Regions from separate parts of the Homo sapiens genome. Here region 1 is linked to region 2. Evidence: chromatin contacts called from ENCODE POLR2A ChIA-PET data. All regions are on one chromosome and are shown on one strand. Each heading gives the region's core, a stretch centred on a gene start or an enhancer-like site at or near the end of the contact. The rest is flanking DNA. Distances are from core to core; before and after follow the strand shown.

The links. ChIA-PET counts read pairs that join two places held with the same protein, here RNA polymerase II (POLR2A).
Region 1: POLR2A ChIA-PET joins it to region 2 with 13 read pairs in Panc1. The contact joins the promoter of LINC02054 here to the promoter of CAMK2N2 in region 2. POLR2A ChIA-PET finds 5 or more read pairs at or near these places in 3 of 52 experiments (Caco-2, PC-9 and Panc1).

The regions. Positions count from the first base shown.
Region 1 is chr3:184,399,744-184,405,436 of GRCh38, reverse strand. LINC02054 (long intergenic non-protein coding RNA 2054) reads right to left here and starts at 3,900. Exons shown (of 4, transcript NR_161199.1): 1 at 3,752-3,900.
Region 2 is chr3:184,260,004-184,265,148 of GRCh38, reverse strand. It overlaps CAMK2N2 (calcium/calmodulin dependent protein kinase II inhibitor 2), which reads left to right and starts at 3,596. Exons shown (of 2, transcript NM_033259.3): 1 at 3,596-4,032; 2 at 4,922-5,145. The coding sequence starts at 3,864. The coding sequence ends at 4,992. All of the region lies in intron 2 of EEF1AKMT4-ECE2 (EEF1AKMT4-ECE2 readthrough), which reads right to left. RefSeq lists enhancers at 1,742-2,504, 4,390-4,941, 4,942-5,145.

The DNA.
Region 1 (5,693 bases), core at 2,651-5,150, 140 kb before region 2:
ATTGCTCTAATTTAAACGAACCCCCATCACTATTTCCACTCTCATCCCTGACTGCAGGGCACCTGCAGAAGCACAGCAAGGGGAAAGGCTTTGGCCTTACCTTCTGGCAGTTGACAGCAATTGCCCCAGCACACTGCAGAGACAGATAAGCAGCTTACCCAGAACCCACAAGTGTGTGGGGCTTAGGAGGCTTCCGCAGGAGATTCCTGAGGCTGCTGGTACCACCACAGAACAATCTTTCTTCTCATGGACACAAATAATAGATTATGATCACGGCTTTTTTTCCTTTTTTTTTTTTTTTCTTTTTTAGACGGAGTCTTGCTCTGTCGCCAAGGCTGGTGTGCAGTGGCATGAACTCGGCTAACTGCAACCTCCACCTCCCAGGTTCAAGCAATTCTCCTGCCTCAGCCTCCCGAGTAGCTAGGACTACAGGGATGTGCCAGCACATCTCACTAATTTTTTTTTTATTTTTAGTACAGATGGGGTTTCACCATGTTGGCCAGATGGTCTCAAACTCCTGACCTCAAGTGATCCACCCACCTTGGCCTCCCAAAGTGCTGGGATTACAGGCATGAGCCACCGCGCCCGGCAGACCATGGCTTTTAAGCAAGGTATAGCAAAGTCACTGCACCCTCCCTGGCTGGTTGCTCTGAGGGAAAGTTCTGCACCAAGGAAGGGCCAGTCACAGCCCTGCCCAGGCCTCTAAGGCCTGCCTGCATCCTATCCTCCACCTGCATCACAGTCTCCGGGGAGCTTTTTAAAACTGTCGCTGCCCAGACCCCATTCCTGGAGATTCTGGTTTAGGAACAGAGCATCATTCTCTTGTAAAAGCTCCCAGGCCAGAACCACTCCTCTACATCCTCTGTACCTTGCAGATCTCACGAAAATCTACAGTGAAGCAGCTACAACTTGCTAGAGAGCGCTGTGGACTAGACGAGGCCCCATGAATCCTTCCTCAAGGGGACCTGGATCCTGGGCACTGAGTCTGCGGACCCTTGGACAGCTGACCTCTCCCTTAAAGCTGAAATGACCCGTCAAATCCATGTTCCACAAGTCCCTTCCTTTGAATCCCAGCTCAGCCACTTACTAACAGTGTTTTTTTGCACATCTTATCTAATCTCTCTAAGCCTCAGTCTCCTCTTCTATAAAGTGGGAGTGATAGTACCTACCCCAGAGCATTATGAATGAAATTAAGAATGCAAACTGGGGCAGGAGAATCACTTGAACCCGGGAGGCAGATGTTGCGGTAAGCTGAGATCATCCCACTGCACAATCACAGGCTCATGCCTGTAATCTCAGCACTTTGGGAGCCTGAGGCAGGAGGATCACTTGAACCAGGGAGGTCAAGACTGCAGTGAGCCATGATCACACCACTGCACTCCAGCCTAGGTGACAAAACAAGACCCTGTCTCTAAAAGTAAATAAATAAACAAATAATAAACATAAATTAAGAATTCATGTCACAGAATAAAGAGGTTTTACCCCACATACCCAGGTGGGTCATTCTCAGAGTAAATTTATGTTTATGTTTAAGAAGTACATTTTGTCAGGCATGGTTTCTCACACCTGTAATTTCAACACTTTGGAAGGCCAAGGCAGGAGGATCACTTGAGTCTAAGAGTTCAAGACCAGCCTGGGCAACATAGTGAGACCCCCCCCCCATCTTTACAAAAAATTAAAAAAATAGCCAGGCATGGCGGCATACACCTGTGCACCTGTAGTCCCAGCTACTTGGGAGGCTGAGGTGGAAGGATCACTTGAGCCCAGTAGGTCGAAGCTGCGGTGAGCTGTGGTGGTGCCACTACAGTCCAGCCTGGAAGACAGAGTGAGACCCTGGCTCCAAAAAAAAAGAAGTACATTTTGGTAGCTCCTGATAGGATCCAGTGAAAAACACAGAGCACTTCTATAGGCTATTCCTGTCACACACTTGAACCAGAATCCAATGAAGACTGTATTTAACTTTCAGTTTACAGGAAACATGGGGGATGAGGGAACAAATTAAATGACACTGTGAGTAGGGAACAAATATATCTAAGCGGTAGATCATTCTCTAGAGACAAATTAGCCAGTGTCTCCAACAAATCAATGGCATGAAATAAAGAGGGGGAGAAACTATAACAGAATGAAAGGATTTGAGAACCATCGTGAGAACAAAAGATGCAGTTTGACAGCCAAAGGCACTTAAAGAAAAATTCCAAAATTAAACACAGAATTACCATATGATCCAGCAATTCCACTTCTAAATATCTATCCAAAGAATGGAAAGCAGGGACTCGAATAGATACTTGTACACTAGTGTTCAAAGCAGCATTATTCACAATAGCCAAAAGGTGGAAACAACCCAAATGTTCCTCGACAGATGAATCGAGAAACAAAACGTGGACTATACCGTCAGCCCTCTCCGTACCCACGATTTCCCACCCAGGGATGCAAGCAACCACAGATCAAAAATATTTGAAGACAGCCAGGCGCGGTGGCCCACACCTGTAATCCCAGCACCTTGGGAGGCCACAGCGGGCAGATGACTTGAAGTCAGGAGTACAAGACCAGCCTGGCCAACATAGTGAAACCCTGTCTCTACTAAAACTATAAAAATTATCCAGGCATGGTGGCACATGCCTGTAATCCCAGCTACTCAGGAGGCTGGGACGGGAGAATAGCTTGAACCTGGGAGGCAGAGGCTGCAGTGAGCTGAGATTGTGCCGTTGCACTCTAGCCTTGGCGACAGAGTGAGACTCCATCTCAAAAAAAAAAATAAATAAATAAAAATAAGTATATGTATTGAAGACAAAATAAAATGAAAAAGTAACAATATAACAATAAATAAATAATGATACAGCATAATAATTTACATAGTTTTACAATGTATTAGGTACTATAAGTAGAGAGGATTTAAAGTATATGGAGGATAGGTGTAGGTTATATGCAAATACTGTGCCATTTTATATCAGAGACTTGAACATCCTTGGATTTTGACATCTTCGGGGATCCTGGAACCAATCCCTCATGGATACTAAGGAATGACTGTACATATAATGGAATATTATTTAGCCTTAAAAAGGAATGAGATTCTGATGCATATTACTACATGAATGAACCTCGAAAATATTATGCTAAGCGAAATAAACTCAACACAAATGACAAATATTGTATGATTCTACTTATATAAGATGTCTAGGATAGAGAATAAGCAAATGTGTAGAGACAGAAAGTAGAATCAAGGTTATAGAGGTTACCAGGGGCTGGAGGAGGTAGGGTGAGAAGTTATTATTTAATGGGTACAGAGTTTCTGTTTGGATCTCGGCTCACTGCAACCTCCGCCTCCCGGGTTCAAGCAATTCTCTGCCTCAGCCTCCCAAGTAGCTGGGATTACAGGCACCCACCACCACACCCAGCTAATTTTTGTATTTTTAGTAGAGACGGAGTTTCACCATCTTGGCCATGCTAGTCTTGAACTCCTGACCTCATGATCCACCCACCTCGGCCTCCCAAAGTGCTGGGATAACAGGCGTGAGCCACCACACCCAGCCTTAAAATGTAAATTTTATGTTATATATATTTTACCAAGAAAGAGAAATTTCACTTAATTCATATCTTGAAAAATATTAAAGAAGACCTATAAACACAGCCCAGAATGTTAGAATCTCTTTGCTCTCATTCCACTCCCCCTCACCCACACATGCCTCTGAAGACTTCTCCTCCACACCTACCCACCCCCTCCAGCCCTACAGCCCTCACCGCTGTACCCCACCTCTCTTCTCTCACTCTTAATCAGGTAGATTGACAGCCTCATTCCCAGCAAGAATGTTTCCTCTCTCGGGTGGGAAAGGAGGGAAGAGGCTGGCTCCAGAAGATTCCCTTTGACAGGCTGCCAAAGGTAGAAAGGCTGTGGTCATGCCCACAGTAATAGTTATTGTCGCATCACATAATAGAAGCCGGAGCACTGAGTCCCCTCCACCTTTTCATGGGCATGGGGAGCATTTCACCCCTCCCTAATGGTTCTCACACCCATTGTCAGATTCAATTACAGTGACGGCATTCAGTGCCAACTATACGCCAAGCATGTACATACGTTTTCTATGGTCCTTGTGACAATCATGCAGGTAACCATCATTAAGACCATGTTGCAGCAAACTGAGGCTCAGGCATGGCAAATGCCTTGCCAAAGTCACACAGCTAACAAGTGTCATTCTCGGTTCATACCACTCTACTAAACTGCTGCCAGTTCAAGGCTGGCCGTATTTCCGGGAAGTCGTCACAAAACTGAGGTGATGGTGGTCAAGAACCAAGTCACTAGCAAAGCACACTTCCCTGCCTCCCTTCTTCTCACAATGTCTACAGAGCCCACATCTACTCAGCTGAGTCTTCTTGGCAACCAAAATGAATACACACATTGCAAACTGTTAAGGTAACCACAGCTATATGGAGAGAGGGCGTCCAGCCTTGTAGCAACTTTGGACTGATCCTCAGGAGCGACCCCTCCTCCCTGGGAGTCACATCTCAGACTCCTTCTGGCTGTTGCCACCTCTTGGAAAATGAACAGGGAGCTGGAGCTGGAGCTGGGAGCTGCTCCCAACTGCAGTTCATTTGGGGTGTCCAAACTCACTTCTCACCAAGGCGCAGTTGTGAAGTATCTGCTTTGCCATCAGCTGGATGGGGCTCAGGCTGTGGAGTTTTAGTGTCACCCCAGCCTCTGGGTCTTCATCCAGATGTGCAAAGAGAACAGCCACCTGGCATCGTTTCTCTTTTCTTTTTTCTTTTTCTTTCTTTCTTTTTTTTTTTTTTTTTGAGAAGGAGTCTTGCCCTGTCACCCCAGAGTGCAGTGGTGCAATCTCAGCTTACTGCAACCTCCACCTCCCGGTTTCAAGCTATTCTCCTGCCTCAACCTCCCAAGTAGCTGGGATTACAGGCACCTGCCACCACGCCCCACTAATTTTTGTATTTTCAGTAGAGACAGGGTCTCGCCATGTTGGCCAGGCTGGTCTCGAACTCCTGACCTCAAGTGATCCACCCACCTCAGCCTCCCAAAGTGCTGGGATTATAGGATTGAGCCACTATGCCTGGCCTAGCATCGTTTCTCTTAAAATTCTGACAATCTATGGCAAAACTTATATGTGCGGTAATAGAGCCAAGCAAGGAAAAGAGATATAAAACTATAAACACAAGGCAAACTCAACAAAACACACAGAAAGAAGAAAAACTCCAAAAAAAACTCTGTATTCTCCACAAAGAATTTTTCCTAGTTTGTTTTGTTGTTTGATTTTTTAACCAAAATTTTTTACTTCAAGGAAACATTTTTATAATTAAAAAGCATGATTCACTAAAACTACCATCTGAAATTTTGAAATAAATCATGGCATCATAATGTTCAGGATAAAAAAGACTAGGGAAAACATCAAACGTAAATGAGGCTCATTCTGAATTGCAGTTCTAATTTTATTAAGTAAATAAATTTTCTTCAGTTTATACTTTTCTATTTTCTGAAACTTTTCCAGTGGAGAATTGTTACATCTATAATCAGTCAACAATAAAGTGCTATAATTTTTTATTTTAGCCAAGTCAGGAAGTCTCCTCACTCACCTATTTCTGGAGGAGGGGAGGGGAAAAAAAAAACCTTCTTTTGAAGGTCTTCCCTGGTGCCATTTCCAGTGGTACCTCGGCTGGAACCTATGAGAAAAAAAAAGTTCCTTCAT
Region 2 (5,145 bases), core at 2,347-4,846:
ATTTAAAGAAATCCCCACATTTTTACAACATAGCTGAAGCTTATATATCATAATAGTCCACAGGTTTGTACTTAGGACTTTTGCTTTAACCATGATCCAGCAGGCACGGCCGGGACGGGAATATAATTATTTAAGAAGGAGGTAACCAAGTGAATTCTGGATTAAACTGTCATTTTTCCAATCTCCCTCATTGTGCAGAGAGAAAGGAGAATTGTTTCAATTCCTCACACAATACTCTTATCTCATCCTTGGCAAGAACCCTCATGCCTCTTCTTTGGCATTTTAGGTGAGGGGCAGCTCACTACCTCCCGAGACAACCCACTTTACCCCAGGACAGTTTCATCTACAAAACTGTCCTTTTCTTTCTTTTTTGAGTCAGGGTCTTGCTCTGTCACCCAGGCCAGAGTGCAGTGGCACCATTATGGCTCACTGCAGCCTCAAACTCCTGTGCCCAGGTGATCCTTCTACCACAGCCTTGCAAGTAGCTGGGACCACAGGTGTGTACCACCATACCCGGCTTGCTTATTTATTTACTTATTTATTTAGAGATGGGGCCTAGTTATGTTGTCCAGCCTGGTCTCCAACTCCTGGCTTCAAGCGATCCTTCTGCTTCAGCCTTCTGAGTGGCGGAATTCATAGGTGTGAGCCATGAATGTTGCCCAGCAAAACGTTCCTTAATAAGTAGGTTTTATCATCCCCATGCTTCAGACTAGAACATGGGGCTTACAGAGGTATCATATCATGCAGACACATGGTGAAAAGACTAGAAGGATATATATATATATATATAGTTATAAGGCCGGGTGTGGTAGCTCATGCCTATAATCCCAGCACTTTGGGAGGCCAAGGCGGGCGGATCGCGAGGTCAGGAGTTCAAGACCAGCCTGGCCAACATAGTGAAACCTCATCTCTACAAAAAATACAAAGACTGGCAGGGCGCAGTGGCTCACACCTGTAATCTCAATACTTTGGGAGGCCGAGTGGGCGGATCACGAGGTCAAGAGATTGAGACCATCCTGGCCAACATGGTGAAACCCTGTCTCTACTAAAAATACAAAAATTAGCTGGGAGTGGTGGCACACACTTGTAGTCCCAGCTACCCAGGAGGCTGAGGCATGAGAATCACTTGAACACAGGAGGGGGAGGTTGCAGTGAGCTGAGATGGCGCCATTGCACTCCAGCCTGGCGACAGAGTGAGACTCCATCTCAAAAAAAAAAAAAAAAAAAAAAAAAAAAAAAAGCTGGGCATGGTGGCGTGTGCCTGTAGTCCCAGCTACTCGGGAGGCTGAGGCAGGAGAATCGCTTGAACCTGGGAGGTAGAGGTTATGGTGAGCCAAGATCGCGCCATTGCACTCCAGCCTGGGCAACGGAGCAAGACTCCGTGTCAAAAAAAAAAAAAAAAAAAAAGATGTTATGTGATTTTCTTAATTTTCCTAAAATTTTTTTCCTTCCTTCCTTCCTTTCTCTCTCTCTCTCTCTCTCTCTCTCTCTCTCTCTCTCTCTCTCTCTCTTTCTTTTATTGAGACGGAGTCTCGCCTCGCTTTGTCACCCAGGCTGGAGTGCAATGGCCCAATGTCCGCCAACTGCCACCTTTGCCACCCTAGGTCAAGCGGTTCTTGTGCCTCAGCCTCCCAAGTAGCTGGGACTGCAGGTGTGTGCCACACCTGGCTAATTTTTTTTGTATTTTTAGTAGAGACAGGGTTTTGCCATGTTGATCAGGCTGGTCTCAAACTCCTGACCTCAGGTGATCCACCCACCTCGGCCTCCCAAAGTGCTGGTATTGCAGGCGTGAGCCACTGAGCCCGGCCTCCTAAAATGTTTTAAGTACAAACGAATTAATTTTTTAAAACCATGATTATGGGTCCTTCAGTTCAAGGTCACTGAGAAAGTGGGAGTCAGGATTGGAACCCATTACTGGACAACTTCCAGTGTATGTGGAATTTTCTGGACTCTCTTCCAGTGACCCCAGTCTTCCGCCTTTATTGTCCTTCCAGTTTCAGGGCTCCTCTCACTCCAGGCTGGGCCTCCACCTCCAGCTGTGGCCCTCATCCCGGAGACTAGGACAGAGCAGAGGAGGGCTTCATAGTGATGGGCCCCCAGGCCTGGGCCCTTGAGTGAGGCTGGCATCAAGGTATCCTGTGGCATACCGCCCCCCCCATCCAGTTCCCTGGGCAGCCACCATTGCGTTTGTCCCTGTGTCTCCGGTATTAACACCTGGCGAGAAAGTGTTGGAAGGAGACCCACTACAAGGCAGCCTCACCAGCTGTGTGATTTGGTAATTTGGCCAGATTAAGGAAGGAAAGCGCGTTCGCCTGGAGTGTGGAATGAACGTACAGGGTGATCATTACCGTTTTCAGCGCTGCCGTCACTGTCGCCGCATGTGAGACACCCCCTCCTCCCCAAGGCCAGTGATTGCGCCAGAGCTCCTGCGCGCTGGCAAGCAGGTGACGCCGCGGGTGACGGCCAGCCAGGGCGGGGGTTGTGGGGGCGGGAGGCAAGGGGAGAAGAGGGCATGTTCCCATCGGTGAGGCGAGAACTCACCCGTGGTCCAAAGCAACGAGGGCGGGGGGCACCCTCCATCTCTACCGCACTCCCTCGGGGCACACACTGGCGCGCTCCGCGTCCTCAGGTGCTCCGAGCTTCCCCGCGTCACCCGCAGCCCAGGGCGCCCCCCGCGACGCCGCCATTCATTCCTCCTACACTGCGAGCGCACCACTCCAGAGCCGCGGGGGGCTACAGCCACCGGACTAGGGCTGGGGGTGTCTGCCCTGGTGCGCGCGCGTCGGCCCAGTTTCTATAGACCCCTCCTAGGAGAGACTGAAATACCCAGATTCAGGAGACGGAGACACTGGCACAGAGATACAGGAGTCAAGAATGGAGATAGATAGAGAAAGGCAGACACTTAAGGGACAGGCATAGACAAAGGCCATAACACAGCGAAAGAGATACGGGGCACAGAGACAGAGAGATACAGACACTTAGAGATGGACTGACACACACAAAGGCGGAGACAGAGACACAGACCGGCACTCAGAGGCGCACGGACCCTGACGATCTACTTAAGACCAGCAGAGCAACTAGTACAAGAGCGCGTCAGCGGCAAGGGCACCATCCCACTGGCCCGAGCTCTTCCCGCGCTGTGGGTTCGTGCCTTCCCCAGTCACCCTGTACCCGAGTCTCCTCCCCGCGCATTTCCCGCTCCCCGCTTTCCATTGCCAGCCCTGCGGCCGCCTTCCCGCCCCAACGCGCCCGGCCAGCTTTTGCCCTCCTGCTCCCAGTCCCCCTTGCACGCCTCTCCCAGCCTAGGGGTCAGACCCTCCTCCAAGCTCCTCCAGTACCAGGCTCGATCCCACCCCCCTTCGGTCCCGCCCCTCCCCGCGAGGTCCCGGCCGGGTTGGCTGGTACTATTCCCCAAGACCCACGTGCTGGCCATTCCCCGCCACAGTGCGGGAACCTCCCACTCCAGCTGCCTCTGTTCCCGGGGTAGCTGGGCGCGCTCCTGCCCCCGGCCCCGCCTCTTTCCCCTGGCCAGTGCCCGCCCCGCCTCCACCGCGCCCCGCCCGCCGTGCTCTGCCGCAGTCGGGCGCTCATCGTCATTCCGCTCTTGCCGCCGCCGCCGCCACCCCCGCCCCCCGCCCCCGCCCCCGCCCGGTCCCCGCCACCGCCGCCGCCGCCGCCTGCCCAGCGGCCCGGGAGGCGGAGGCGCGGGGGAGGAGGCCCCGCTTGGCTCCTCAGCCCCGGATGCTGCATGACTTCATCCTTCCGCCGGCTCCCCTGCTGAGGTAGGGCCGGTCCGGCAGCAAGCCCGCCGCCCGCGCCCCGCCGCAGTCCCGCTCCCGCCCCGCGCCCACCCCGCGCCCGCCATGTCCGAGATCCTGCCCTACAGCGAAGACAAGATGGGCCGCTTCGGCGCAGACCCCGAGGGCTCCGACCTCTCCTTCAGCTGCCGCCTGCAGGACACCAACTCCTTCTTCGCGGGCAACCAGGCCAAGCGACCCCCCAAGCTGGGCCAGATCGGCCGAGCCAAGCGAGGTACGCGGCCCGGGCCCGGAGTCGCCGCCTGACCCAGAAACCCTCCGCCGGGCGCCCCCCGGCTGCCGTTCCCCGCCGAGTGCCCGCAGCTCTTGCCGCAGACCAGCGCACCAGCCGCTCTCCAGCCCGGGCTGGAGGGGGGGGTCCCCGCTGCAGTGTGTGTCCCCCTCTTCCCTTCTCCCGGGAACACGGTGCCCCGGATTCGATGCTCGCCACCTCTGGAAGCAGAGCCCTGGCACCCGGGCGAGGGGGAGGGGCCGGTCGGGGCATTTGGGGCTGCACGGAAGTGGGAGCACGGGGTAACGGGCTGATTCTTTGGGATCAAATACTGAGTCGGTGGACAATACGAAGAACCTTCGGGTCGAGAGGGACGTCTAACAAGAGAGGGCAGGAGGCCGGGGGTCCGCTTGTCTTGGTTGTTTGCATGGGGAGGGGAGCTCTGTTGGTGCCAGGATCGGAAGAGGGGTTCCAGCGGCGAGAGGGCTCAGGTTGAGGAGAGGGCTGGACCAGCTGGATACTCGGTTTGAGCCCCATTTGAGCAGGGGGATCTGTTGAAGTGCGGGTTGAAGAGGGGGATTCCGTGAGCAAGAGGTTTCTGATCAACTCAGAGGGAGGAAGGCTCAGGTGGCAGGAGGGCTCGCACTGGGAGGGAGAATAGCTGGAGCCTTTGGAAGAGGGGCGTTCCGCCATCGGGAGGGGAGGGGGTCTAGGCTTGGCGGCGGGTTGGGTCTCCAGAAGAGTTCGGACGGGGAGGACACCGCGGCACAGGGTTCCGAGGGGCGTCGCTGGGCCACGGGCAGTAGCTGCGCGGGAAGCTAGGACGCGGGGCTCATTCTCATCGCCGCCGCCCCCCGAGGCCGCGCGGCTGACGCGCTTTCTCCCTGCGCAGTGGTGATCGAGGATGACCGGATAGACGACGTGCTGAAGGGGATGGGGGAGAAGCCGCCGTCCGGAGTGTAGACGCGCCGGCTCGGGCGGCGGGCTCCGGGCCCAGCCTCGCAGCGGCCAGGAGCGCGGGCCGGCGATGCGGCTGCCGGCGCCCCCCCGCCCCGGCCCAGGCGCCCGCGGGCGGGGGCTGCAGGGCCGTGCCGCCGCCGCCGCCAGGCACTCCGG